Linked DNA regions of Homo sapiens: all the other regions are linked to region 6. Evidence: chromatin loops called from intact Hi-C (ENCODE). Cell type or tissue: MCF 10A. All regions are shown on one strand. Region 1 overlaps LOC124901165 (keratin-associated protein 5-5-like). Region 2 overlaps LOC105374618 (a long non-coding RNA gene). Region 3 overlaps LOC105374618 (a long non-coding RNA gene). Region 4 overlaps LOC105374618 (a long non-coding RNA gene). Region 5 overlaps LOC105374618 (a long non-coding RNA gene). Region 6 holds the start of IRX4 (iroquois homeobox 4). Region 7 overlaps IRX2 (iroquois homeobox 2).

Region 1 (4,000 bases), 66 kb after region 6:
TCTGAGGCACCGTGCACTGCAAAGCTGGGGATTCACAGGCAAGTTTAGGTGAATCCTCGGAACACGTGACTGATGAATTCCGGGCCCGTGTCGGGCTCTCAGCCAGCGCCTGCTCCGTGCGCCAGGGACGGAGTGCTGCCTTCTCGGGAGTCACACGGGACTGGCTTAGCCCTGGCGAGTGTTTCGCATCAGGTGACAAGTTGTGCCGAGTGTCTGCCACCCTGCATGCCCACACTGAATCCGTGCAGGGCCCTCCCGGCCGCCTGCTCAGCTGTGGACACGGAGCTCCGGCACAGCCAAGTCCTGAATGACATGCAGCCAATTCTCTTGGGCCCTTTCCGGGTTTGTCTGTGGTCCTTCCTTCTGTGTTTCCAGGCTGAGTCCTAAGGCCCTGGTCCTGTGCCCAGTGTGGTGCCTTGGAAGTTCTGAAAGTCACAGGTGAGCTGGGTGCTCCTGGGTGTCCCACCCCGGCTAGGGCTGTCAGCATCATGAGTTCTGAAGAACTGCCCTGAGGGCTGCAGCATCCCTGCGGGGGCTCAGACCGGCTGGACCGTAGCGTAGTTTCTGGCCCCGGCTAGCTGGCGACCGTGGGCCTCAGTACCCTGTCTGCGGGGTGGGGCGATGCGAACCTACACCCTGGGATGGGGGTGCCCGCCCAGGGCAGTGCTGTCTGTGATCTTGCCATGCCCAGGGCACCCACTCCATGACGCTGGCTGTCGGTGCTTTCCAGGGGCACAGTGGAGTGTGTGAGGAAAGACCCCTGCAGACGGCCTCCGGCGGGCTTCGGGCAGCTCTCCCTGGTTGGGGTCCCAGGGTCTTCAGGGAAGCCCCAAGTCCTGGTCCTGTTCATCTTTGTGTCTCTAGTGGACAACATGTAAGAAATGCTACTTAAGCTGACCTGTTAGCATATGTAACATAATGCCGGGAAAAGAGCTGTGGCTGAATTGAATGATTTCTTAAATTGATTTTATATTGTGTGCCCTTTGAAAAATGTTTGGGGAGAATTGGAGTTAAAGTTTTCAACACAGTGTGGTCCTTGCAGACTTCCTGTGGGAGGGAATGACTTTCTGTTCCTCTGCGTTAGCATCCAAGTACACTCTTATGGCCTTTTCGATCCAATAATCACAATCTGGTCTTTGTCAGCTTTTTTTCAGGCAGTGACTTGGGTTTGTTCACACACTAGAAACTTAACTCACAAATCTTTAGGGTGCTAGGGGTTATGAGCGGGTTGGGAAGTGTCCCCACGTGGTTCACACCTGCCCTCTCCATGCTCACGGAACCACACGCTCGCTCCATCGTTTGTTGGGGGTTCCGTCAAGTGCCAGGTCCTCAGCGGGGCTCCAGGGGTGCAGAAAACGTGCAGGACAGCTCCAAGTTCACAGAGTCCCGGGGAGCTGATCGGCCACCAGGGCCTCTCGGTGTGGAGGGAAGAGGGACCGGCCAGCCCAGCTGGTCCTGAGAGTGCAGCTAGCAGCTGCTGACCAGCCCCCAGGGGGCTCCCGGGACACTCCCATGAGCGTGAGGATGATGAAGCTTCTCCCTCACCACATCCCAAGTCTCCAGGACACCAAGGGAGATGAGGGCATTTTAGGTTCTGCTCCCAGCCCATGCCACGACTTCTGGGCCCGAGGGCATCCTGTGCTGTTTTGTGTGAAGCGGCACAAAACATCCCACAACCACTGGGAGACGCCTCTGTCCTGGAACCGCTGCGGCCGCTCTCCCCACCCCTGCCAGGCGGCTCGCAAAGGGCAGCTCCTTCTTCCCGTCTGGGTCCGCACCACGCACCCGCCCTGGCCTCCTGCCCGGGGACATGCAGAGTCACCATGCGCTCTGAAACAGCCCCTCGGCAGCTTCACGACCTCACCAAGTGCCCGCCGCTCTCACGAGAGAGGTGGTTATGGTTGCGCATTGAATATGCTTGGGAGAGGCAAAGATGGATGGCGTAGTCTCTACCCTCACACCCAGTGCTGAGCGCGAGTCGTCCGCTGTGTGTGCATCATCTGCTGTGCGTGTGTCATCTGCTGTGCATGCCTGCGTCATCTGCTGTGTATGTGTCATCTGTTGTGCATGCGTGTGTCGTCTGCTGTGGGCGCGTGAGTCATCTGCTCTGTGTGCTTGTGCCGTCTGCTGTGCCTGCGTCATCGTCTGCTGTGCGTGTGTCATCTGTGCGTGTGTCATCTGCTGTGCGTGAGTCATCTGCTGTGCGTGTGTCATCTGTGCGTGTGTCATCTGCTGTGCGTGCGTGTGCCCTCTACTGTGGGTGTGTTCATCATCTGCTGTGCGTGCGTTGTCTGCTGTGCGTGCGCCGTCTGCTGTGCGTGCGCCGTCTGCTGTGCGTGCGTCGCCTGCTGTGCGAGTCGTCTGCTGTGCGTGCGTCGTCTGCTGTGCGTGAGTCGTCTGCTGTGCGTGCGCCGTCTGCTGTGCGTGCGCCGTCTGCTGTGCGTGCGCCGTCTGCTGTGCGTGCGCCGTCTGCTGTGCGTGAGTCGTCTGCTGTGCGTGTGCCGTCTGCTGTGCGTGAGTCGTCTGCTGTGCGTGTGTCGTTTGCTGTGCGTGTGCCGTCTGCTGTGCGTGTGTCATCTTCTGTGTGTGCGTGCCGTCTGCTGTGCATGTGTGCATTGTCCATTGTCTGCTGTGCATGCATCGTCTGCTCTGCGTGCGTGCGTCATCTGCTGTGCGTGTGTCATCTGCTGTGCGTGTGCCATCTGCTGCGGGTGCATCATCTGCTGTGCGTGCGTGTGCCATCTGTGCCTGTGTGCATCGTCTGCTGTGTGTGTGTTGTCTGCTGTGCATGCATGCGCCGTCTGCTGTGCGTGCATGTGTTGTCTGTTGTGCATGTGTCATCTGCTGTGCATGCATGCATTGTCTTCTATGGGCACAGGCGTCATCTGCTATGGGTGTGTGCGTCGTCTGCTGTGGGCCGTGCGTCGTCTGCTGTGCATGCTTGTGCTGTCTGCTGTGTGTGTGTGTGCATTGTCTGCTTACGTGCATCGTCTGCTATGCATTTGAGCACCCTTCCCTCCAAGGACTCCAGAACGTTCCACCTCCACCCATTCCTCATCTCCTGTGTGGCCTGTGAGACCAGGCGTGGCAGTCCCTGCTCCCAGCCCAGCACCCTTTGTCCCCTAGGGAGGCGTCCTCCATGGTCACCGTCTGTGTACCCATTGTGCGGGTTGTGCTGTCAGCACCTGTGCGGCGGGGGTGGGTGGCGTGGAAGTCCAAACCCACTGGGGGCTGTGCCATCCCTGTTTGATGTCAGCATGTGCTCCCTGTGTTCTATTAACCATGTAGCATTTTTTCTTTCTTTAAGCTGAAGAGGATGGAAATTAATTTTGCTTTCATAATTTCCTGACATGCTAGGAGGTGATTGGGGCCCTGGGGCATGTGGCTGGCGGGGGGTGCCTTGGTCCTGAGCAGGATGGAGGGTCCCTGGCTGAGGGGCGGGGCTGGAGGGGCCACCGTGCACCCCGGGTCTCGATGGTGTCCTGCAGAATGGGCTCTTCCTAGAAACTTCAAAAACAGTTAAGGAAACAGCCTAATCTTTCTGTTCCTCTTCTCATGGCCTTGGCGGTTACTGTTACACGAGCTCTGTGCTTGTCCTCCCCGTGTGGACTAAGGTCCTTAGAAATGTCAGGAATTGCAAATGAGTCCCAGCGAGCTTCCTCCTCTGCCCAACGCTGCCTCTCCTGATGGGGCCTGGCAGGCCGGGGTCCGCGGAGTGAGGAGTTTATCAGGATGACATAAAGAGGTGCAGTGGATGACCGCTGTATGAGGTTAAGCACAGGCAGGCGGTGCAGATCCCAGGAGTTTGTTTAGGAGAAGCGGAGCCTTGCCTCTGGTGCTTCCTGTGAACTACAATCTGAATGACAATCCGGCAGCCCAGAGCCTCCCCTGGATTCCAGGGAAGCCGGGAAAAGCTGCTTCCTGCGGGACTCATCTCAGGGTTCCCTGGAAGGAGACAAAGAGCAGACCTGAAATTTAGTCAGCCGCTTAAAACACTTGT
Region 2 (4,000 bases), 78 kb after region 6:
ACACATACCTGAATATGCACATGCACGCACACATGCTCCACTCACGTGCACAAGCACACACAGCCACACCGGAACACACATGCCACACTCACAAGCACACACTGGAACACACATATGCACACACTCATGCCACACACAGATAAGCATACACACATCAGAACACACACACCACACCTACACACAAGCACACACACCCCAAAACACACATGCACACACACATGCTACACACACACAAGCACACACACACACAGGCACACATGCCACATAAACACATACTGGAACACATACATGTACACACACCACAGAAGCACACACACTGAAACACACACATGCACACACATGCACACACACACACACCAGAACACAGACATGCATACGCATGCCACACACACACACACCTGAACACACATGCCACACTCACACGTACACAAGTGCACACACACCAGAACACACACACCACACTCACACACAAGTGCACACACACACACCGGAACACACATATGGATACACACATGCCACGCACACCAGAACACAGGCACATGCTCCATGCTCACACACACATATACTGGAACACACACATGCACACACCACACACACAGGCACACTGAAACACACGCACACACACCAGAACACATGCACACACATGCCACACACACAAGCACACACAACGCACCTGATCACACACATGCACACACATGCTACACTCTCACACATGCAAACACATACACTTACCTGAACACACACATGCGCACACACACACCACACTCGCACACACCCTCCGGCATGTCCAGAGTATTTCTCTTCCCTGGTGGGAGAAGCTCTTGGTGCTTGGAGACTCCACTGAGAAGTGCTCACTGGAAGCAGAAGCAGCTGTGGGAGGCAGAGAAGGCGATGCGGGGGCTGGTGGGGCTGAGCTGCCCACTCTGGGCTGGCGTGGACGGTTCCAGAGTCACCAAAAGTGACACCTGGCCTCGAGGGGCCCTGGCAGATGACAGGAACCAAAAGCACCAATGTGGGTGATTCTTCAGGGGAGGAAGCTGAGAGCCTCCTTCAGGCCACAGCCCAGAGCCTCTGGGGACCTCCAGGTGGAGCCACGTCCTGGTCACTCGGATTCGGGACCTGGTCAGCAGCCTGCACCTCTTCAGCACCCTTGGGGCAGTGACGCCTCCTCTTGGCATGTGAGAGAGGCCAGTGTCCTGTCGTCCCTGTTGGTTAAACTTGTGGCTTCATCTTCCTTAGACAGACGCCAGCTCCATCCCCAAGGGTGAGCTTTTAAGGCTCATGGTAAGGCCCTGCCTTCCCTGTCCTCCCCACGACACCCCCTGGACCCGTGCCCATCCCTAGACCCATGACCCTCAGTAGGCAGCATTTTCAAGGCTGTCTCTTGGCCCTGGACGGCTGTCTGGTCCACCTTCATGCCCCATCACATCACTGAGGCTCAAATGCCCCCTCCTCACCAGGCCTCCACTGACGCCCTCTCCACAGAGCACCCCCTGCTGCACCTCTGCGTCCTGACCCAGGGCCGTTTCCCCCCATATTTGTCTCCATCCAAGGCAGCACCGTCTGTTTCCATGTTTGTTCTCTTCCTGTCTGTGTCCCCTACCAAGCACGAGCGGCATTAGGGCAGGGGCTGGTTTCTGGGGACTCGTGTCATGGTGGTCGCCACAGTGTTACGGTAGATGCTAGCGGAGGAAAGGGACGTTGAAGACTTCCCTTTGATTTGTTTCATGAAAAGTTTGTTTCCTAGAAGGCGCCCACCTGGCAGAGAGACACATCTGCTGTCGGCAGCGTTTTAGGGACTGAAATCTGTCATCCTGCCAGGCCACTAAAGGGTAACACAGGAAAACCAACGTGACGTTGTGGCGATTTGCTCAAACATGCAGCAGAATTGAGGTCATTTCTCTGCTCACTGCTAACGACTTCCCATCCCCTACAATTGATGCAGGCCCAGAGTGTGCGCCCAGCCGGCCACAGGTGCAACGGCGGCCCCCACACGGCGGTGTGCTCCTCCCCTCCCCTTTCCTCCTTCCCTCGCCTTTTCCTTTCCAGTGAAACATATTCCATCTTTCCTTAAAATAAAACATTTAATATTTTAGGACTATTACCTGGTAAATGGGGAATATCTTGGTTCTTGACAGGTGGATTTGTGTTAACAGGGGTGCAGGCTTACAGACAGAGGTAGTTTTTTCTAGTCTTTTCTGAGTGATGTGTTTTACACCTTTGTTTCGCAAGCCACTTTCTATGGGTGTACATTCTGTCCTAGAGGAGTGTAGGGCCTCCGGGCCAGTATGAAGGCGTGGCAGTCAGCCCTGTCTCATAGAAATACCATGGGAGCCACACGGATAAGTGGACGTGTTAGAACAGTCAAACCAAAAAAGTAAAACAAACAGGGAAATGGGTTATATGGAATTATATGAAACACTATGATTCATTTAACCCAGTGTATCTAAAATACAATCATTTCAAAATGTTGCTACGATCAACATGTAGTGAGATAGTTCACAGTCCTTTCTGTACTAATTCTTGGAGATCCGGAGTGTATTTCACACTTACTGCACATCTAAATTTGAACCGGCCACATTTTGGGTGCCCTATGGCCACACAAAGCCAGTGCTCACCACACCGGATGGCACAGCCCGAGGGCAGGGGTTGGTGAGCCGTGGCCCACAGCCTGCTCATGTCCGGTCCACAAGCTGAGAATGATGGTTAGAGTGACAAATGGTAGACAAAAGAAACAGGAGCATATGTGATAGAAGCCATAGGTTAGGACGTTCAGATTTATCACAGTGGTTTTCAGGTGAGTCAATCAATAAAGACATAAGTTTTTTTCTCAGTTTTAATAGCAGAAAACGCAGATAGAAGAACCCCTATAAACAGAAGCTGTATGGGGGCTTGAGAACCGTGAGTCTGGTCTGAGCCCAAGCAAGGCAGCCACCTGGTGAGGGAGGCACCCAGCAGCTGAGAGGCAGGTGGCCTCAGCCCACGTCACCTCATCCCATGTCACCCGGCCCCACGTCACCCAAAGCCCCTGCGTTCCCTGTCATGCGGCACTGCCTTCTCATCCACAGTGTGTCTCGTTGGCGAGGTTCAGGTGAGAGGTGTGCTTCACAGTTACTTGAAGTCAGGGTGATAAAGAGTACCTTCAGCTTGGTCCTGTCTGACTGTTATCCTCCGCCGCTGTAACAGGCTTTGGTTATGATCTTGGAAGAGTTGCGAGGTAAGGCTCATGGACACTGATCTTAAAGGGATTCCCATGGCGGGTGTGAACAGAGCCATTGTCTCACCTTTTATTTTATAGGATTGCCGGTTGTTACCACTTATGTCTTGGGTGACCTAATTTGCAAACATAGTATTAATTTCCTCTTAAAATCTTGCAGGCAGAATATAAAAATGTGTGCTCAGCCTGTGGCAGGAAGGCAGACCGGGCAGCCACGCCGTGCCCTGCCTCCTGCTGCCCTTGGCAGACCCGGCAGATTTCAGTCTGAAGGGCTTTCCCATGACAGGCCACAGGGAGCTACCCCAAGAACCGCAGACCTAGGGGGCCTCCTGACTCTGGTGTCCTGGGAGGCTGCTTCTGGCTCCTACTATCACTTCCAAATCCCACTGACTGACCCTGAAGGACCTGCAGATGCCCAGGAGCTCGGGGCACAGGCTGTTGCATCCCCTCTGTCAGCCACACGTGGATCCCCAGGAGGTCCTTGGCTTCTCCTGACCCTATTGGGGCATCAGAGCCCTGCGCATTCTGGTTCAGAACCCGAATGCCCGGAGGGCTTCCCTGCTGAGGCCGCAGCTGGACCTCACGGAGCTGGGGAAGACCTTGTTTGTGGGATGCATCTTCATGGTGCAGCCACAGGACCAGAATGCGTTCTGAGAAATGTGACTTTGTCATCGTGTGAACATTGCAGAGTGTTCCCTTACACAGACTGAGGTGGCACAGCCTTCTCCACACCTGGGCTGTACGGTGCCACCATCGCTCCCGGGGCACAGGTCTGTGCAGGAG
Region 3 (4,000 bases), 130 kb after region 6:
GCCGCCGACTGAAGAGGGCTCTGGCTAGTTACCCACCTGCCAAATGCCTCAGTTTCTCTTTCTGTAAAGTAGACATGATATTCTTTGATTGTTATGAAAAACTGATATGTAGAGAAGAGTTAACAACAACAACAAAACCCAGGTGGAAACATATACAAGTTGTCAGTACTTATATCTGGCTAAGATTGCAGGATTATTTTTTATTCTCGGTTTTCCAAAATGTTAATGACTTGACAATATTCGTTTTTTATGAAAATAAAAATATCTCAGCTTCTAAATATATGCCCTTCCCACATAATGAGGTCTACCAAGGCTTTTCTGGGTGTGTGGCCACCTGAGAGTCTGGGGAATAAGCTCTGAGTGTGGCATGCGGGAGCCACCCGCTCACTGCTCACCACACCTCGGAGAGTCACCTGTCCTCATGCTTCTGTGAAGCCAGCATCCGTCTGGCCCCAGCCTTGCTGTGGGTCCCAGGGCATCAGGGAGCCGCTGACAGCGCCCAGGAGAAAGGTACTAGCAGAAGCGTCTGATGGCAGCATAACCAAATATTCAGAATTTCACATGTGGGAGATTTCTTTTCTGAGAACCTCAAAGTTCATACAAAATTAATTAAAGCAGGGTCTGTGGAAATAGCAATTATGTCTGTAGTATGTTTGCTTTGATGTTACATAGGTTAAATGGTATTAAAAACAGCAAAATATATGGCATGAAAATAGATAGCAAACTCTGAGCTCCTGCAAACACAACCAGAGCCTGTATTAACAGTGAAAGAGCCCAATACAATTGCAGAACATGACCATGAAATAATACTGGACAACAAACAGTATTAGGAGAAGTATATTATAGCCAGAAGTGTAGAGGTAAGTGAAGGTCAGAGACAAGAAGTATGTAAAGAAATAATTTTAGGTTATGTAGAAAATGATCTTAAGTGACAATCTTTTTCTTCCCAGATGTCCTTAAAGACATCCATCTTTGAAGCAGCAACTAGAGTCCAGCTGGGCAGTCCTCAGGACTGGTTAATTTGTGTACATGACGGACGGCTTCTTGTGCAGCCCATACTTTGAGTTGTCCAACGTTGCTGCTGCTTCTCCTTGCTGATGTCACCTGCTCAAATCTGTGAAGATGGTGAGGGCCCTGCAAGAGGAGGTTCAGGAGGTCACAGTTCAGAGGGGACACAGGCTCCAATACCAAACCCAGGTTAGGGATCTTGAAAAGATGATTGCAATTATATGGTGATATGGTTAGGCTTTGTGTCCCCACCCAAATCTCACCTTGAATTATAATCTCCATAATCCCCACAGGTCAAGGGAGAGACGGGGTGGGGGTGATTGGATCATGGTGGGGGCTTCCCCCATGCTGTTCTCGTGATAGTGAGGGAGTTCTCATGAGATCTGAGGGTTTTTGTTTTTTCGTTTTGTTTTGTTTTTGAGATGGAGTCTCACTCTGTCACCCAGGCTGGAGTACAGTGGCACAATCTTGGCTCACTGCAACCTCCGCCCCCTGGGTTCAAGCAATTCTCTGCCTCAGCCTCCCAAGTAGCTGGGATTACAGGCACCTGCCACCATGCCCAGCTAATTTTTGTATTTTTAGTAGAGACGTGGTTTCATCATCTTGGCCAGGCTGGTCTTGAACTCGTGACCTCGTGATCCACCCACCTCGCCTCCCAAAGTGCTGGGATTACAGGCGTGAGCCACCGTGCCTGGCCGATCTGATGGTTTTATAAGGGGCTCTTCCCCCTTCGTTCGACACTCTCCTTCCTGCTGCCTTGTGAAGAAGGTGCCTTGCTTCCCCTTCACCTTCTGCCATGATTGTAAGTTTCCTGAGGCCTCCCCAGCCATGCAGAACGGTGAGGCAATTAAACCTATTTCCTTTATAAATTATCCAAGTTTCTGAATTGGACCCATTCATTTAAACTTTTTTGTGCCTCTGGTATGTACATATGTACATATGTATTCATTTATTTATTTACAACCTGTGTAATGGGCACATTGAAGACCTTTGTCCCAACCTCATCGTGGAGACCTGAAATGCAAAGATGGCATCTCCACTGCCCCCTCCTGTACAGAACACAAACTGCAGGTTTTTGTACCTTATCACTGGCTTCGTCACAAGGAGCCAACTTCTCCAAATCTCCTGAGTGATGCTTAAGAGATGTGACATGCTTATGAGGTTTTCATGACACCAAAGAAAACCTCTCCTGGTGAATTTGGAGGCATATTGTCCCAAATCCGCAGAACCGCAGGCAGTCCAGAGGGACCCTTGGGTAACAGTGCTTGGACAAGGTGACTTCAATCCCCGTAGAAATGATTATGAAACATCAAAATATAATTCTTCTTGAGTAGGTTTTGCTTTCTGAATATTGCCTCAACGTCACTTTGAAATCAAAGGCTTCTATCTGACACCCGTCAATCATCTGACACACTTGCGGCTTGTCTGCCAGGGCCTCAGTCCTCTCACCTCCGTTGCTGTTTGTGTCTGGATGCGGAGCGTCTTCCTCAGTCCTCTCACCTCCGTTGCTGTTTGTGTCTGGATGCAGAGCGTCTTTCTCCAACAAAGAATGGAGTTGCTTTCAGAGCAGACTCCGAGGCTCGGGTCCAGCACTGCGTGCTGTCTCGCACCTTTCCTTAAATGCCGCTCTGGACGGGTGGCAGAGATTCACCTCCTCTGATGCAAACCAAACTCTGAATTTGTTTAGAGACACAATCAATTCTGTGCTTTCTGTGGTGGCAGGTGCTATGGAAATCAGGCCTAGAAATGTTTTTTGGGGTGAAGGAGTACCACAAAAATTTATAACCAAATTTGGAACGAAGCCAAGAAGAGATCAGCGAGTGCACGGAGACAGTTGGTGCGGTTGGCCTGATGATTCATGACTGGATTCACTGGGTGGGAGAATTCCACAGCTGCGTTACAGGATGCTGGATTCACTGGGTGGGAGAATTTCACAGCTGCGTTACAGGATGCTGGATTCACTGGATGGGAGAATTTCACAGCTGCATTACAGGATGCTGGATTCACTGGGTGGGAGAATTTCACAGCTGCGTTACAGGACGCTGGATTCACTGGGTGGGAGAATTCCACAGCTGTGTTACAGGACGCTGGATTCACTGGGTGGGAGAGTTTCACAGCTGCGTTACAGGAGGCTGGATTCACTGGATGGGAGAATTTCACAGCTGCATTACAGGACGCTGGATTCACTGGGTGGGAGAATTCCACAGCTGCATTACAGGATGCTGGATTCACTGGATGGGAGAATTCCACAGCTGCGTTACAGGATGCTGGATTCACTGGATGGGAGAATTCCACAGCTGCGTTACAGGATGCTGGATTCACTGGATGGGAGAATTTCACAGCTGCATTACAGGATGCTGGATTCACTGGGTGGGAGAATTTCACAGCTGCGTTACAGGATGCTGGATTCACTGGGTGGGAGAATTTCACAGCTGCGTTACAGGATGCTGGATTCACTGGGTGGGAGAATTTCACAGCTGCGTTACAGGATGCTGACCACTCTGTCTGCCCATCTCTGGCTCCAAACTGCATCTGGAGGTCAGCAGAAAAGAGGAGAGAGGCCTATGGTTGTGTTGACCTATCTGGGGCTTTGGACTTCAGGGACTGAGCAGGGCTGGAATTAGAACCAAAGTCTGGGCTCTGCCCTGTGCCCTGTGCTTGGCTTAGGTGGGGACAGAGTCAGCTGATTTCACATTGATTTCAGGGCCACGCTCCTTGAGCATTGTCTCTGGGGTGGGGTTAGATGCACACGCAGACAATCTCCCCTACCTGTCTCTCTCAAAGCACTCCCACCCAAGCCTCCTGCCACAGCGCAGCTCTGCCTGCCCCACACAGGCTCCACCCCTCCCTCGAGGCTCTGCATGGGTTAGGATCACAGCCCTCCTGGACACACCGTAGTGCCCGGCATGACACATGCGTCTCCAGTCTGCATGCCCAACTTCATCAGTAACTGTTTGGAAGATGCAGGCAGAGACCTGGAGACTTAGGGAGA
Region 4 (4,000 bases), 150 kb after region 6:
GCCTCCTTTTTTTGTATTTACACATTTAAAAGCATATGCCTTTCATTTCTATTATTAGGGTGTCAACAGCTATACGTAGAGCCTTTTTCATGTTTTTTTTTTTTTGTGGTGCTTACAATTCATGGTAAAGTATTTGTTTCCTGAAGAAATGAATGCCAAAACCCCCGAGTTACACAGATCACATATGACATAGCTGTGATATGGGAACAGTTAATACCCAGCTTATTTCAGTACATTCTCTCAAGAGCCCGGCTTTCTGTTTTGATTGGAATGCATGCACTAACGTGTGAACACAGCCTCATCTTTCCCAGTCACCTTTCCAGGTATTCACGAGGCCCAGATGAGACCAAATTCTGTGTGCCCACAAACATGTACCAAACAAGCCAAAATATCTGTGGAAAATATGACATCTGGTCAAATTGGTTATAAAAATATTGTTTGTAAATCTTCCTCCTCTCCCCTCCTCTCTCCCCTCTCCCATCTCTCGTCTCTTTTTGAGATGGAGTCTTGCTCTGTCTCTCAGGCTTGAGTGTAATGGTGCAATCTCTGCTCACTGCAACCTCCCCCTCCCGGGTTCAAGCGATTCTCCTGCCTCAGCCTCCAGAGTAGCTGTGATTACCGGTGCTCACCACGACGCCTGGCTAATTTTTGTATTTTAGTAGAGATGGGGTTTCACCGTGTTGGCCAGGCCGGTCTCGAACTCCTGACCTCAAGTGATCCGCCCGCCGCGGCCGCGGCCTCCCAAAGTGCTGGGATTACAGGCGTGAGCCACCGCGCCCGGTCAAAGATACTGTTTGTAAATCTAAACCCCATGTATTTCTTTATGTTTATTTCCAACTCATGTGGCTTACACATATGTCTGGTAGTGTACATGTAGTTTAAAAGAAGCACTCACTAAAAAGAAAGTAAAAATATGTGTAGAAAAATGAGACACGTTTATAACAGTAACTTTTTTCCTAGTGAAAATAATGCGCATTAGTCAAATTTTGAATTTGGAAAAAAATCCCAAAAACGAATCAATTTATTAGATTTTTCACAATATTAGATTAAAAATAAGTTAAAACACTGCACTGTTGAAAAGCGGCATTTGCCCAGGCGTTTCCTCTTTACAGACGAGTCAGTGTCTTTGCCGTTTGGAACCTTGTCTTCACTATGGGATGGCACTTGATCGAGGCGGCCCCGCAGCCTGTTCCGCGGTGCTGGCGTCTCCCTCTCCCTGGCGAGGCTGCCCCGAACCCCTCTGCACCCTCCCTCCAGGTACCGCCCCTGGGAGGTCCGGTGGGGACCACGGCCCGCGACGGCCGCCGCACAGCCACCTCCCGGCGCGTGCAGTGCGGGCCCGGAGCCAACAGGTGGCACAAACGCATTTGACTTGGGCATCGATCGCCGCGCCCGCCCGGGGCCGCACCTCCGCCGCCAGCGTCCCTCCAGCCCGGCCCCGATGCCGCGCAGGCGCAGTGCTCTTCTCTCCGCGGGCCGGGCCGGGTCAGGGTCAGGATCTGACCCGAGTCTGGGTCAAGCCATGGCGGGCGGCAGGCAGCGGACGGCGGCGCCCAGGCAGTGCGCCCTCTGCTGGCCACTCGTGTACACGCTGGCTCCAGCCAGTGCTGCACTCCTGGCAGACAGGGGCCGGGCAGGGGCCGGGCAGGGCTGGGCTGGGCTGGGCTGGGCTGGGCTGGGCTGGGCAGGGCAGGGCTGGGCTGGGCTGGGCAGGGGCTTGAGCAGGGTTGGGCAGGGGCTGGACAGGGGTTTGGGCTGGGCAGGGCAGGGCTGGGCAGGGGCTTGGCAAGGCTAGGCTGAGCTGGACAGGGGTTTGGCAGGGGTTGGGCAGGGCGGGGCCTGGGCAGAGCTGAGCAGGGCTGGGCAGGAGCCAAAGAGGGGCTGGACAGAGGTTTGGGCTGGGGGGATGGAGGGGGGCTGGTCCCCTGCTGGTCCCCAGGATGAATGAGAATCCAGAGTAGAAAGGCTGCATTATTATTACCATTATTATTTGAGGAGTATCAAGTGCTTCATTTAAACACCTTCCCCAGTCCCTTCCCACAGTGCAGGGAGCTTAGGAACACGCAGCTCGGGAGCTGGCACCTGCCTCCCCACCCCCTTCCTTCTGGAAGGCTCCTGTCTGAGCCAGCGCCAGCAGGAGGGGCCCGAGCTGGGAAGGGAGGCCTGTCACTCGGAGGTTCCAACTCACTGGAGAGGAGCCTCGCCTCAACTTGTTTTTAATGTGTCAAATCGCAAAGTCACTTCCCAGCAATAAGGTGTGAAGGGGTTACAGCCTCCCGAGGGCCCTCCAGGAGGCTGTGGCACAGGCCTTTGTTTTCTGCCTGGCAGAGTGATGGGCCTGCTTCCACCCGGCATGCCTCAGCCCACAATTTGTCACTTAGGAAGCCTCTCTTGTGAAGTTTACACCTGCCTTGATCGCTGTTAGTGGTGCCCTGCCTTAGGGGGCACCTTATAGCTTCCGAGGTCCCTCCCTGGCCCATCCCCACAAGCCTGGGTTTGTGAGACGGGCTTTCCCTGCAGCCCTTTCCAAAGCCCCGTATGTCTTGTACCCATTTCCCCAAGCCCACACCCAGAAAGGGGATATTGGGGGGCCCCACGGTGTTCTGACAAAACAGGACCTCAATTCGGACCTGGTTAACTTTCTGGCTGTTATAGTCAGAACAGATTTGTCTCTAGGAGAACTCGGCACCCTCCATTCTGCTCGTAGGCAGCAAGCCTTGCCGTAGCCCCATGGAGAGGCGCCGAGTAGAGCAGATGGCCTTTACCGGGGCCTGTTCTGTACTGCGTGCTAAGCTACACACAGTCCTTCGTACATCACAATATGGCTCTATTGTTGTTTACATTTTACAGATCAGGGAATTGAGGCTTAAGGTGACTAGCTTTCCTGTAGCTGAGCGAAGCCATCAGGCTAGGTATGCTTACCCTAGAGCCTCGGCGTGTGGGCAGATTCTACTTGCCCCTTGGAGAAGGGGGGCTCGATGGGCTCTGCCGTAACAGAGGGGAGGGGTCAGCCCTTGTGGCCTCAAGTTAGGATACATGGGGCTCAGGTCTCTTCAATCCTGTTCTTTTGCCAGAAATGAACCCCCATTATCTCCAATGGACTCCCAGAGCTGCTCCTGTTTTATCTCCGACACCCATCTCCTTCTTGCCCAAGTCTGAAGGAGGCTCAGCATCTGGGAAGGCACTCAGGACGGGGCAGGGGTCTCAAGGCAGGGGACGCAGACATAGTCATTTTAGTGTGAAAGAGCTATTCTGAGCATCGATTAAATAAACCACCAGAAACTAAAACAGGATTCTAGATCTCATCTGCACTAACATTGTAAGTGCTTTATATGTTTTCACCCAAAATGACTGAATTTGGAAAGAATGGATTAAATGGGATTGAAAGAGGGCAAAAGATAAAGGATTTCAAATTTCATCTTTGCATCTAAATTTCAGGCTATTTAAGGACAAGGTCCAAACCGTCATAGTAGCTAAGGGAATATCTGTTGAACAATGAATGCGCCTGATTTTGTCTGGCAGAGTGAATTTATGAGGTTGACATTTTAAGAAGTCAAAATTTTAGCTCATTTCAAACAGTGGAGCATAGCTAAAGCCTTGTTCCTTCTGGTAGCAGTCCCTCCAGATTGAAGTCTGACTTTGAGGTAGTATTGACCTTTTATAAGTCCCTGTGAAATGCAAGGTCTGATGCTTTGGGAAAGCACACAGTCAAATATTTTTTTCTCTTTAATTGATACCACTTAAAAATTCATGCAAGGGCTGGAACATTAATTGCCAATTATTTTCATAGAAATTTTTAAGAAAAACGTGAAAACCAAATAGAAGGGATATAAACAGTCAAAGCAAGAAAGGAAATTTGGAACACCCGGTACGGTTTAGGAACGTGTGGAGCCTCAGGGTGAGTCAAGATGCACAAATTAATAAAATAAAAAAATGAAAACACCAGTTTTCACGCACCAAATCGGCACGTCCACTTTTGTGGTGGCGCTTAGTGTTGGTG
Region 5 (4,000 bases), 89 kb after region 6:
TCTCAAAAAATAAAACAAAACACAAAGGGAATCTGAAACCCCAATCTAATAAGGTTACATTATCTATAAGCTGAAACACTCAATGGAACAACATTTTGGAAGAGTTTTCTATTTTCGTGGTTCATGAAATCATTGTATCTACCATGAAATATTATACATCACAATATGACTAAAACTGAAGGGGGTTCAGATGACCACGAGGCAACTCAGGACCCTCTAGACAGCAATGGCATGGTGGGGGGACTTGCCAGGCTTCTCTGCCAGCCTTGCTGTCTGGGTCTACCTGCTCGGGGGCTCCGGGGGCCATGCTGACCACAGGGCGGCCTGGAAGCGGTGCTGATGCTAGCGGAGGAAGAAGAGGGTGTGCGATGGAGCTGGAGCTTGCGGGGAGCTGGAGCTTGCGGGGAGCTGGAGCTTGCGGGGAGCTGGAGCTTGTGGAGAGCTGGAGCTTGCGGGGAGCTGGAGCTTGCGGGGAGCTGGAGCTTGCGGGGAGCTGGAGCTTGCGGGGAGCTGGAGCTTGTGGAGAACTGGAGCTTGCGGGGAGCTGGAGCTTGTGGGGAGCTGGAGCTTGGGGGAGCTGGAACTTGCAGGGAGCTGGAGCTTGTGGAGAATGGGAGCTTGCGGGGAGCTGGAGCTTGAGGAGAACTGGAGCTTGCGGGGAGCTGGAGCTTGTGGGGAACTGGAGCTTGCGGGGAGCTGGAGCTTGCGGGGAGCTGGAGCTTGCAGGGAGCTGGAGCTTGCGGGGAACTGGAGCTTGTGGGGAGCTGGAGCTTGTGGTGCCGACCCAGGACCAGTTATGGACTGGGGGAACCCAGAGGACAAAAGAAGGACTCCTCATTCAAAAGTCGTTAAGAGTTTGAAGACGGCAATGACAGAGTATTAAACTAGGTGGGAGCCCCTTCTGTGCCTGGGGCCTCGTGTGACTGCAAAGCCCACGGGTCCTTGAAGGCAACCCTGGTCTTATGGCACAGACTGTGGGGACAGCTCCTAGGTTCTCCCCTTGGCCAAGCATGACATTGCCTTCAAGGGGCCAGGGAGAAGGGCAGTGATGATTGTTGACAGCTCAGGAAGGAGGGGCAGTGGCTAAACTATGTGGATCATATGTGCCCACCAAGGGGTCAGCCTTGAAAATTCTCTCTAGGCTTTATGACCATTGAGGGAGGAAATTGTTCTTGTTGTCAGAGAGGGTAAAATATATCCTGGGGGACAAAGATTTTTGTGTTTTTACTTTTTGTTCTCTGCTTCATTCCTTCCTTCTCCCTTCCTTCTTCTCTTCTTCCTTTCTCTTGCCCTCCCTCCCTCCTTCCTCCTTCCTTCCTGTCCTTCCTTTTCTGTCTTTCCTTCCATCCTCGTGCCTTTATTTTATTATTATTATTATTTTTAGCACAGTTAGCCAGCTGTGTGTAGGGGCATTAAAGGTCAGCCCCGTTAGTCCCATTGAAAGAACAAAATACCAAGGATACATTTATACCCTCTATCTGTTGCTGGACAGCTGATTGAATATTTTTCCCCCTCAAAACCATATTTCTTCAGGTGTGTTGATGGTTCTGTTTTTGTATTAAATAGAGCCAACCTCTTCCTACTTCTGTGTTCTTGCTCTAAGCTGGCTAGGGACGAGGTTACCAGCGACCCAATTCAATCAGCAGCTGCTGGCTTTAAGCGGGTCCAGGAGTTCACTGTGTGAATGCAGCCATTAGCTGGCTTTAGACTTGGAGAGATAATCGATATTTTTCTGGGCCGTCTTGGTCTCGCCTCTTTGGCGGAAGAAAGCAGCACCCACACAGTGTGTAACATCTGATCCCGGTCCAGCTCCCGCGGGCTGGGCTCTGCCCGTTGTGAGTGGCCGACAGCTCCGCCAGCGCCTGTTTCCATCTGCCGAGCCATCCTTTCTTCTGAATGTGAACTGTTTTCTTGGTTTCTTTCTGGCATCAGAAAGCAACAATGAGTGATTATCTGATGCAGCATCCCTGGGGCCCCAGGTGCTGGTGACTCATTCAAGTCTCCCTGCAAACCAATTCATTAAACCTGCTTCATCTGGGACGTGCTGAGAGTGGAGGTATATTTCAAAAGCGGTTTGGCAGCAACGCTGCAATTAAACAAGGAGGGAAGGAGAGCAGAGGCGGAGGAGGAAGGCGCGATTTAGTTGTGACTTGAACACCGTCTACACCAGCCAAAGAAGGCTGGTCCACACTGGCTTTCAGCTGAGGGGAGGGGCAGTGCCCAGATCATGTAATTTTTGAAATTATGTTTGTAATTAACTTCACGATATCTCCAGGGAATTCTGGAAAGACAGCAAGAAAAAACACTGCAGTATCTGTCCTATCAGATACTACAAAGCACCTAATGAGGTATCCTTAGGACATTAGAAAAAACACTCACTCAAAAAAGGTAGAATTCTTCCTTTGTATTCTTGGGGTGTTGGTTAGGGTGGCCGGGTTCTTCGTTAAGTTCATCGTTAAGCAAGCAGGGTCTTGCTGCCTGTGAGATGATTCACGGAGTTTTAGTTTTTACTCTTCAGGCACGGTCTGGCTTTCCTCCTAATAGTCTTTTACCAAGCAACCTCTTCAGGAACTTTTAAGTTCATGCAGATTTTTAGGAAAGTTAAATCTAAAATATTTTGTGATAACAATTTGAAGGTCAGAAAACATGGCTATCTCCCTACTTATCAGTTGTTTTAGTGAGCCTTGCCCCTTTGAATTATGTTCTAATATTTTAATACAATCTCCATAAAAACAATAAATTTACAAGAGAAGCAGAGTCCCAAGTCAAGCGCCCTCGACCACATTCAGAACTTTCCTGTCTCAGAGCTTGGCTATTTGCATCGCTGGATATAATCACGGGGCAAATTGTGCAAGAATGAGCAATGGAAGACGTCTGGCGATTGAGCGATTTCTCAGCCCCTGGATGTAGTGAGCAGAGTTGGAATAGATGGATGAGACCTGACATATCCAAGTAAAAGCAGCCAATGAAGCAGCTTAATGGGCTCCCCGGGGCGTCCTGGGAGTACACGCCACCTTCACCCATTAACGATTAGCTCCGCTCCAGACGTCTCAGCTGCCATGCAGCCCCACGCAAAGAAGCTCAGGAGACCAGCACCTGCCTTCTGACAGCTTACAGTCCAGTGGGCTTCAGTGAAAGGGGTGGGATCCAATCATCCCCATGAACTTGGGACCTGAAACTTCTTTGCTGGAAGCTTCTTTCTCAAAGAGCGCCAGGAAACCACGGTTTCAGGTACACACAGTCAGCATGCGCTGTAGCAATGTGCTTTGCAGCTGGAACTCCTATCAAGCATCCTAGGCAAGGCATGCACCCCAGCGCCAGAGAGAATCAGGAAGGGGAAGGTGCCCTGAACCTCAGACAAGAACCCCTTCCAGAAACCACCACCAAAGCCATCACTGTGTTTCCACCCTCAGACCTGTGTCTCTTTAGCTTCTTGGTAGAGGAAGAAGAGGAGCTGGGTGGGCAGGGCTCAGCAGCTTCTAAGTTTTTGCCATGTTTATGGACAAGTGGGCCAGTTCAGATTTGGATTAGATCACCTAAGAGAAGGCGTGGAAATTTGAAAGAGTTTTACAACAGGAAACTGGCAGAGAATGTCGTTGCTCTCTAATGCCGTGTTTCTCCTTTTCCTGGGCACACAGCCAAATTACAGCCCAAGGTCTCCTTGCACCTGTGAGTTCTGCCCAAGCCTGTGTTGGTGGGCGAGATGGAAGCTACCTCCAGCTTAAATAATCTGTTCTTTTTACTGTTCTAGTCCATGGTAGATTTGGATGCCATGCGTTAAAGATGGCAGTGCCACAGACCCAGGGGCCCCAAATGACTGCGTGGAGCCGAGACCCTCACCTCTTCCAACACAATGCTCTGGGAATGGGGAGAGAAGTAAAGTTTTGCATGTTAAATCATGAACGTTTTGTGTCTGTTTGTTCTAGCAGTTCACCTACTCTCACCAGTACAAAGGATATGCAAGCATGGGGAAAAGTTGTCTTATTTAAAGTGCACTTAA
Region 6 (4,000 bases):
AAACATCAGGGAACCCGGGCCCGGCCCGTCGGATTTTCTTAGCGCCTCGGCCTTTCCCCGGGGGTTTGGGGAGCAGGGGTTGGGCGTGAGGGGCGCGCGACCCAGGCCTTGCTAGCTCGGAAGCCGCAGGCAGTCGTAGGTCGGACACTCCCCACCCCCCGTCCCCGCCCCATCCGCCCTACCGGCACCTGCGGTGGCCTGGGCGGGGCGGGGCTCCGCTTACCTGGGGAGCCGAGGAGTAGGGGTATCCAAACTGCGGGTAGGACATGGCGGGCGCGGCCCGGGGCGGACGGGCGGGGCCTGCAGGGTTCTGCGCGCTGGGGCCGGCGTGGCGCGGCCACTGCTCCGGAGCTGCAGGCTTCTAGGCGCTGGGAGGGCGAAGCAGGAGAGCCGGTTAGTCCATCCCCGCGCTCCGCAAACTTTTCTAACCGGGTAACAAAGTGAGCAGCGGTGGCCGCCGCGATTCCTTTAACTTCGCATTCCGGAGGCTCGAGGGGGCTCTGGGACCGAGCGGCCTCGCAGCGGCGACAGAAATACATATTTTACGAAAAAGAAAAAAAAAAAAACGAGTCGCGCGAACCCGTCAAGTCAGATGTGCGCGGCTTGAAGCGGAGGAGGCTCTGACGTCAGCCCCACCTCGCGCAGCCCGGCCTGGCCGCAGACTCGCCGGTCACTCGCCGGCGGCTCAGGCCGGGAGGGGCCAGGACAGTCCCGGCCGCGCGGTGGACGGAGGGGCCATTCCTCCGGGCGTTAGCAAATAAATTCCATCCGAGTCAATATCGCCCAGCGAACGGTGTTTCTCTTTAGTCACCCGAGAACGAGAGGCACTTTTAATTAGAAATTAATTAATGAGCAGCTGCTCCTTCCCGCCCCACTGTAATCATTCGTCTCAATTACAAATGAGACCTATGAAAGGACACGCTGAAGATGTAATCAACAGTTAAAATTAGCCCGGCGCTGCGCAGGCGGCCGGCCCGGCCTCGCGCTGGCGCGCTCTGCTCCGAGTGGCAGGAAGGGGCTCGCAGGCGCCCCGCACGCGTCTCGTCACTATTGTTTAATCGAGAATCAGCAACGCCTCCCGCCGGTTTCCACCCTACGCCGGAATGGACTTTCAGAACCCACTGCGGCCGCAAGACAGCCCGCAAGAGCTGGTCAAAATGCCCTCAGGTGCGTGGGGGCTTCGGGGCCTTAGTTGGAGCCCGACACCCTGAGACTGGCGGCCCGAGGGCTGTAGGGCCGCCCCGGGCGTGCGCCCACCGGCTTTGCACCTCTGGGCAGCCGAGTGTCGCGGAGAACGCCCCATCTTCTCCACCGCGGTCTTTTAAGTTCCCGCTCAGCCCACCGCCCCCACCTCGCCTCCCCGACTTTCCTCCCCGATCCCCTTTCCGCCGGCCGTGCTCCGCCGGCTTCCCCCTGCCCCTCGCGGCTAAGCCGGGGACTGCCGGGCGGCCCTGCGCGCTCGGAAGAGCAGGTTCCTCAACCCAGGCCCCGGCCCCTCCCGCTAAGCTCGTCCCTCCCGGCGCCCCGCAGGGCTGGCTGCGAGGGAGGGGGCGTTGGGTGCCTGGCGGAGGCGCCCTCCCCTGTCCATTTTGCCCAGCTTTCTGTCTGGGGCGCACGGAGCAATCGGAAGAGGGGACCGAGCGCCCACCCCAGGACTCCCTCGGCCAGTACCCTCCCTGGGACCTTGCCCAAGTTCAAAGCGGAGGCCAGTGAGCAGGCGGCAAGGGGGCGGCAAGGGGGCGCCCGGGCCATCCCGAACCCGTTCCCCGCCTTCTGCGCCATCGCCCTCCGGGACCGGGACTCGCCCCGGTTGCCCTCGCCCCCTGGGCCGGCCTCCCGTGGTAAGTTGGGAAGGAAGCCGTGCAAGGCAGCGTTGTGCAGACTTGCTCAGAAAGATTCCTGGGTTCAGACCTGTGAATCGCCCCAGGGTCACCCTCTAATTAATGATGACGTCCTCGCCCTCTCCCCAGCTGCAAGCCTGCCTCCCAGAAACGAAATCTGCCTGCTCTTTTGACAGCTCGGTTGAAGGTGATTGATGACTATCTGGAGACCACAGTACACATCATATAATATCTGCTGCGTAATTGCTTTAATTTACAGATGAAAATACGAGTTCTCCGATCGCGTTGGACCGGAGCGGGCCACGTCCGAGCTGCTTGCAGAGGGAAACCATCGGAAATAATGAATAGCCGCTCCATGCAAATTATTCAGACAGTTTAGCGTCGGTAGCCGCGAGAAATATATAAAGAACACGAGTCAAATGACATTAATAATTGTTTCTGAATTCTGTATTGATTTCGCGGCAGGCCGCGTTTCTTTCTTTCTCACCTGAATCGCTAATATCACCTTCCTGTAAATAATAAGAAACTAGCCACCGGGGTTTCTCGCTAGAAATGAATCTCTCAACCCCTTTCCCTCTCCTCCTGCTCCTCCCCTCCCCCACCCTCCTTCCTCCCCTCTCCCACCCTCCCTCCTCCCCACTCCTTGCAGTTTTCTGGTTTTTCCCGAGCATCCTTCTACTTCCCATTATTTATTGTTTACAAACTACTCGCTCTCTCCAGGTAATGAGGCCCGGCTGAAGGAGGGGTGTGAGCCCAGCCGGGCCAAGGGCTGGGATGGGGAGTAGAGACCCCCAGAGGGGAGGCATTCAGCTGTGGCTTGTCCTTTCCTCACCTATACTCGGGGACCTGGCCTCGGCGACTGTGAGCACTCCGCCGGCTGAGGGGGAGAGCCAGGGCCCAGGGGCCCAGCCACCTATGCCCTGCACCTCTGGGCTCTAGTGCAACAGCTCAGCCCACCCAGACCTGAGGCTGGTGCATTTCCTTCCTTCCAGACCCGGCGGGGCTTAACTGGAGCCGAAGCCCCAGAACAGGCGGCCATTCATCTTCTGAGCAGAGTCTGGGAGAAGCAGCCTCCACTTCCCAGGGCAGCCAGTACGTGGGGGCCCTTTCGGGGGCTTCCTTTGACCACCACCGCCACCTTCTCCTGTTCTCTTTTGCCTTTCCAGCCTGTGTGCATAAATCGACGCTCCAGTCCCCACCAGCGGGCGACCCTTTCTCCGTGACCCAGAAACCTGGCCTCTGAATCGGCTTTCCCAGGCCGCCGCACACACACGCTCCACTTCCTGCCCGCCAGCAGGCCCCAGCGCCTGGGGTCCGGGCCCAGTCACAGTCACCCTGCCTCGGGAAGCTCGCAACTGCCCAGGAGGCCTCCTGACCCGCCCGGCCTCACCCAGGCCCCACTACTCATTCCAGGACACAGGGTCAATCCAGCCTGTGGATTGGCGACCACCGGGACATCTCACTGAAACCCTGTAGCCTGGCCTAGGCCCGCCTGCCCAAACCGGGGATTCTCACTGGGCCACCCTTCTCCCATAGATAATACTGGAATATTTTCCAAGTGCCTTCACCAAAAGGCCAAGCCTGGAGCGGAGGCACCCAGTGTCCCTTTCACCAACGATAGGACGCTCAGCATCTCAGGTATCAGCTGAACGCGTCTGCATAGACTCGGAGTGCTGAGCCTTCCTCCCTCTAGGGACCCCCGGTACTAAATACACCCGTGAGCAGGTGGGCCAGAAGTCAGCCGGCTCCCGGAGTACACAGCACCGGCTCAGCTTCGGGGAGATGAGGTGCTCCCGCTGGCCTGGAGCGCTCCGAAGAGCGGAGGACCAGGGCCGGAGCAGGCCGCAGGGGAGGCAGGGGATGGTCAGCCCCTAACGCGAAGCGCAGGCGGGTCGCCTATTTTGACGGGGTTACCGTTGGCCGTCGGAACCATGGAAGGCCTCCGGGGAGACAGGCCGGGCCCTGACCCTTCTTCGGCCAGCCTAGCCCTGGTGCTTCAGGAGTTACCCTGGGGGCCACCAGTTCCCCGCACCAAGAGCTCGTCCGGAGGGAGCTCCTTCCAGCCCAGAGAAGTTAACTCCAGCCAAAGGCGAAGCCGGGAGCCCGGGGCACCAGGCAAGGGCCTTTCTTTCTGAGACCTGGGGCCAGAGACCTTGGGG
Region 7 (4,000 bases), 860 kb after region 6:
GCCAGAGTGGCAAAGCTTACCATGTGAAAAATCTTTCCTCCTGCCAATAGATAGCTCAGCTCCACACACGCTCATATCTATTACTAGGAGAGGCAGAGAAGACAGAAAAACAGTTCTCCACCACAGAGATTTACTTTATGTCTGACCTCCAAATGCTTCAATATTTAAAACTAACAAAATACATAAGAAATAACAGAAAACAGAAACCTGGTTCTGCCCCCCTTCTCCACAGTCAAACCACAATCACTTCTCCCCATCGGTATGGCTCTGTGTCCAGTTAACAGTCCCCTGGCTTGGCCTCAAGTATCTAAGATTACTTTCAAATACCCTTTCTAACAAGACCCCAGCAAGAGGCCACTAATTTCTATGGCAAAAAAAGCCACTAGAGAGAGATCCGTTTGTCAATATCAACTGGTCCAGCAATTTCCCATCCTCAGACACATTGGCCTATCGGAGCTGGCAGATGTTTAGACAAGATTTTATAAATTGTTCAATATCAGCCCATAATGAACCCCAACTGACCATTCCAAAGCAGCTAAAAGCATCCCAGACCTCCCCCGCTGGGATCCAATAATGCTCTCATGCTGCAACATTATTAATCATGGAATAAAATAGATGAACCTCTTGAAAAATAAGTGTATGATTGATTAAAGGGCAATCTAAGAAGCTATTATTCTTGTTTTATAACCGTAAGTTATATTCACTCAATTTATCTTTCGAGAGGAAATAAATGATTGTTCATTTCTTCTCTGAAATTATATTATATGGATATCCATATAATTTTGCTGAAAATTAAAGTGACAGGCTTGCTACTTTTATGATACTAATCAAAGGGGATATGTTACTTGACTACAAATTTTAGACTTGTCCTATAATTAGAAAGTGAGTAACACAATAAAGAGGCAGTAGTCTAAGGTTGTTTAAAGGTTTCTTTTCCCCCAGGGTAAGAGTAAGAGCCACTGAAAGGAAAGTAAGTCCCTCCCCCAGATCCTCACCCGAGGTTTAATGTGCATTATAGGAAAAGGACAGTTAAGAAATCCTTCCATAAATTTGAATAATTAGGCCAATTTGGATAATTCAGCCTTTAAAAAAAACAATTATTTCCATCAGTAATTTATTGGTGGGGGGGTGTGGCTCTCCATTATCAATATTATTCTCCAGTTTGGTTTACTGAGGAGGTTCAAGAAGCCAGCATCAGAAATAAATATAAAATGCATAGGGTGTCAGATCATTTTATTTTGCCAAGTTTTAAAAATTTACACTAACAAGTAATTAGCACACTCAGGGCACAAAAATCTTATGTTTTTTGGTTTTTTTGCAATACCTGTATAGAAATCATCTACAGCACATGTTTCTCCCGATTATATACTTCTCTTCCATCTGCCTTTTTTTTTTTTTTTCAATGCTCAGGAGAGAAAGGAGAGTTTATTTCACACAGGTTTTCATTAAAAAGGTGAGGTCAGATCACCTGGAGGTTATTCACTAGCGCTCTACCCCAAATCATTCTTCTAGGAAAAATAAGCCCCAAACATCATATTATTGTAGACTAGTCTGTTTTTATTTACAATTTAAGATATAAATTAGTAAAGAATTCGTGTTAAACAACCAACAAAGATTGTATAACCAGCAATGTTCAAATAAAAACCAGGCAGAATTTATTTACAAAAAGTTTAGATTCCATTGCAATACAACTTGCATAAATTACTAGAAGCTTTATATCATTATAAAAATAAATATCAAATTTGTTTCCACTTCTGAAGTACTCAAGTTCTTCCATCACGTTTTATTTCTACTGTGTACATCTTTTACAAATAAACTTTACAGTAAATCCTATCACACCTATAGAATATATACCGTGGCAATGAAGTGATCAATTCAAGATATCCTGAGAAAAACAGATTGTTTTCAAAAGTCACACATACATCGGGGAAACTATACTATGCCAACAAATTCACATATGTCCAACAATAGTCTGTTCCAATTGTTAGAGTCTGTGGGCTGACAGTGCTGTGTGGATCCTTCTCTTTTACAGTGGCACAAGATGTGGTCTGGATTTAGACATCTGTTTGTTGTATCTGTAAATTTATGAGCTTGGGAAGAGAGAATGGCCTGCTGACTTTTTTTTTTTTTTTTTTTTCAAAGCAATTGTGACACCTACCTGTGGACCAAGGAAAAAACCAAATCATCCCCAATCTTTCAGTTCCACAACAACACCATTATAAAAACGAGTTGATCTGAAGTGGTTCCAAATCTTTCTTATCTTCAAGATCTATGATTAGTAATTCTGACTCGTTGCAAAGCAACATATTTTTTGAGATACTGTTGTGAGCCCCGGGAGAATGTCAGAGTCCTGTCCACTTGGACATGGGTGGAGGGGAGGTTGGACAGGGCTGATAAAAGACTAGTACGCCTCGTGTCTCTTCAGTCTTATTTTGCAAACATCATCTATAAAGGTTTTTGCTACTCCAAGTTTTGGTAGCCCAAGCTCATCAAAGCATGTGTCTATTATGTGTCTAGCATAGTAAAAATGGCTCTAAATTGCATATAAATGCCCAGATTTTAATAATCTATTGTTTCAAAAGAAAACAACAGTAGTGTGTAATATATATATACACATGTACTATATATATACATGTACTATATATATACATATATATATTACACACACACACACACACATATATATATATATTTTTTTTTTCCTTCCCTAGGTAAAGGAGTGATAGAACTTGTGCCAAAAAGAGGGAATCTATAAAACAGAAAATATAGTTTCCCCCTTAAGGAAAGAAAAGCTGGACAAGATTGAAATGCTCTGTCTTCTAACCCCATGACCAGAAGCAAGAAAAACACATTAAGCAAGTTGGTGCTGGGAGGCTCCACAGGGTCTGGGAAGCACCAGGGTGCCCACTTACTTGCATTGCTGTGCTCGGCCCTTCTATAGGTAGGGCTGGACGCCCCCGCCAACCACGGTGCAGCCCTCGCTGGCATCTGTCAGGGGAGTGGGCAGTTAGTCAGAACCGACCCCACAGCCTGCTGGCTGCGCAGACCACCGTGCACCCACCATCCTCCACTCCCAGGCAAACAGCAGTTTGGGAAACCGACTGTCTCCAGGGCCGCTATCTGAGACGACTTTTGGTGATGGTCCCTAGTTCTTAACTTCCCCCCTTGAACTCCTCTTTCGGGTAGCCTGACTTAGGAGCAACACAGGCAACATAGCACAGGGGAAAAAACGGTTTTCTTTCCGAACAACGACAACAACAAAAAGCGGAAAAAACATTTGATTTTATCTTTTGAAGACAAAACGCCTCTGAGAGTAACTGGAACGTTCTGTTTGCCTCTAGCCAACGGCAGAAAAGCGGATTCAACTCTGACTCCTTAACAAGACACCGAAACACACCCAGGCTCATTAGGGCGACACGCTGTAATTTGAATTTCGTGGCAATCTGGGTTTGCCGAAACTAAGACAGCCACGATAGTAATAGTCAAAATAACAGTAAATTAAGTAAAAATAAATAATAACAGGGCAAGTCTAAAAAGAGGGCCACACCTTCTTTGGCTTCCATCTCGCCCTCCGCCCTCACTCTGCTAATTCTGGGTCCCAGGAGTGGCCCCCTGGATCTTCTTCCCGGACCCTCCCTCGGGTCTCCCGGGCGCTCCGCCTCCCCGGGGCTGGCTCTCCCTCCCCTCCCGGGCGCCGCCGGCCGCGGGCCGCCTACCTTTCTTGGGCTCGTAGCCGCCGCCCGGGGACCGGTAGTGGGACTCGAGCGGGTGCGCGCCCGCCTTGCCCGCGTCGCTGGCCGCCTTTGGCGCGGTGTGCAGGGCCTCGCCGGGGGCCGCGGCCGCAGAGTTGTACCGCAGGAGACCCTGGCCCTGCAGCGCCGCGTTCAAGTTCCCGTAGTTTGTGTAGTTGCCGTAGAAGGGCGACGTGTAGTAGAGGGGGCGGCCCAGCAGCGGCGAGGCAGGGTAGGGCGAGCCTCCTGGCGGTGCCCCGGTTGAGGCC

Evidence for each region. Peaks named below come from ENCODE experiments on the same cell type or tissue, not always from the same donor. Only the 100,000 strongest peaks of a DNase experiment are listed, where the experiment ranks them.
Region 1: a loop joins it to region 6, with 6 times the contacts of the local background. A loop is called at or near these places in 11 of 110 quality-filtered maps.
Region 2: it touches region 6 in a loop (22-fold over the local background); 2 of 110 quality-filtered maps call a loop at or near these places.
Region 3: a loop joins it to region 6, with 9 times the contacts of the local background. A loop is called at or near these places in 6 of 110 quality-filtered maps.
Region 4: it touches region 6 in a loop (10-fold over the local background); 3 of 110 quality-filtered maps call a loop at or near these places.
Region 5: it touches region 6 in a loop (11-fold over the local background); 2 of 110 quality-filtered maps call a loop at or near these places.
Region 7: it touches region 6 in a loop (17-fold over the local background); 3 of 110 quality-filtered maps call a loop at or near these places.

The regions. Positions count from the first base shown.
Region 1 is chr5:1,948,824-1,952,823 of GRCh38, forward strand. The region is part of intron 3 of LOC124901165 (keratin-associated protein 5-5-like); the gene reads left to right. The region is part of intron 2 of LOC105374618 (a long non-coding RNA gene); the gene reads left to right. Among named protein-coding and RNA genes, the nearest start is that of CTD-2194D22.4, 63 kb to the left of the region's middle. RefSeq lists enhancers at 1-411, 1,395-2,594 and a silencer at 3,792-4,000. In MCF 10A, no CTCF peak of the experiment used is centred here; a DNase peak (open chromatin) is centred at 2,088.
Region 2 is chr5:1,960,524-1,964,523 of GRCh38, forward strand. All of the region lies in intron 2 of LOC105374618 (a long non-coding RNA gene), which reads left to right. Among named protein-coding and RNA genes, the nearest start is that of CTD-2194D22.4, 75 kb to the left of the region's middle. RefSeq lists enhancers at 1,191-1,929, 3,582-4,000. In MCF 10A, no CTCF peak of the experiment used is centred here; a DNase peak (open chromatin) is centred at 2,308.
Region 3 is chr5:2,015,730-2,019,729 of GRCh38, forward strand. The region is part of intron 2 of LOC105374618 (a long non-coding RNA gene); the gene reads left to right. Among named protein-coding and RNA genes, the nearest start is that of CTD-2194D22.4, 130 kb to the left of the region's middle. In MCF 10A, CTCF peaks have their summits at 2,046 (motif pointing left) and 2,249; a DNase peak (open chromatin) is centred at 2,062.
Region 4 is chr5:2,037,245-2,041,244 of GRCh38, forward strand. The region is part of intron 2 of LOC105374618 (a long non-coding RNA gene); the gene reads left to right. Among named protein-coding and RNA genes, the nearest start is that of CTD-2194D22.4, 150 kb to the left of the region's middle. RefSeq lists a silencer at 1,221-1,690. In MCF 10A, a CTCF peak has its summit at 1,521 (motif pointing left); a DNase peak (open chromatin) is centred at 1,557.
Region 5 is chr5:1,971,859-1,975,858 of GRCh38, forward strand. The region is part of intron 2 of LOC105374618 (a long non-coding RNA gene); the gene reads left to right. Among named protein-coding and RNA genes, the nearest start is that of CTD-2194D22.4, 87 kb to the left of the region's middle. RefSeq lists an enhancer at 1,821-2,320. In MCF 10A, no CTCF peak of the experiment used is centred here; DNase peaks (open chromatin) are centred at 2,023, 2,843 and 3,633.
Region 6 is chr5:1,882,380-1,886,379 of GRCh38, forward strand. It overlaps IRX4 (iroquois homeobox 4), which reads right to left and starts at 546. Exons shown (of 5, transcript NM_016358.3): 1 at 224-546. The coding sequence starts at 268. IRX4-AS1 (IRX4 antisense RNA 1) reads left to right here and starts at 954. Exons shown (of 2, transcript NR_183257.1): 1 at 954-1,167; 2 at 2,101-2,270. RefSeq lists enhancers at 1,410-2,262, 2,812-3,345. In MCF 10A, no CTCF peak of the experiment used is centred here; DNase peaks (open chromatin) are centred at 632, 1,482 and 1,972.
Region 7 is chr5:2,744,629-2,748,628 of GRCh38, forward strand. IRX2 (iroquois homeobox 2) reads right to left here. Exons shown (of 4, transcript NM_033267.5): 3 at 3,717-4,000; 4 at 1,537-2,988. The coding sequence ends at 2,936. Among named protein-coding and RNA genes, the nearest start is that of IRX2, 5.0 kb to the right of the region's middle. RefSeq lists an enhancer at 3,188-4,000. In MCF 10A, a CTCF peak has its summit at 2,187; a DNase peak (open chromatin) is centred at 2,223.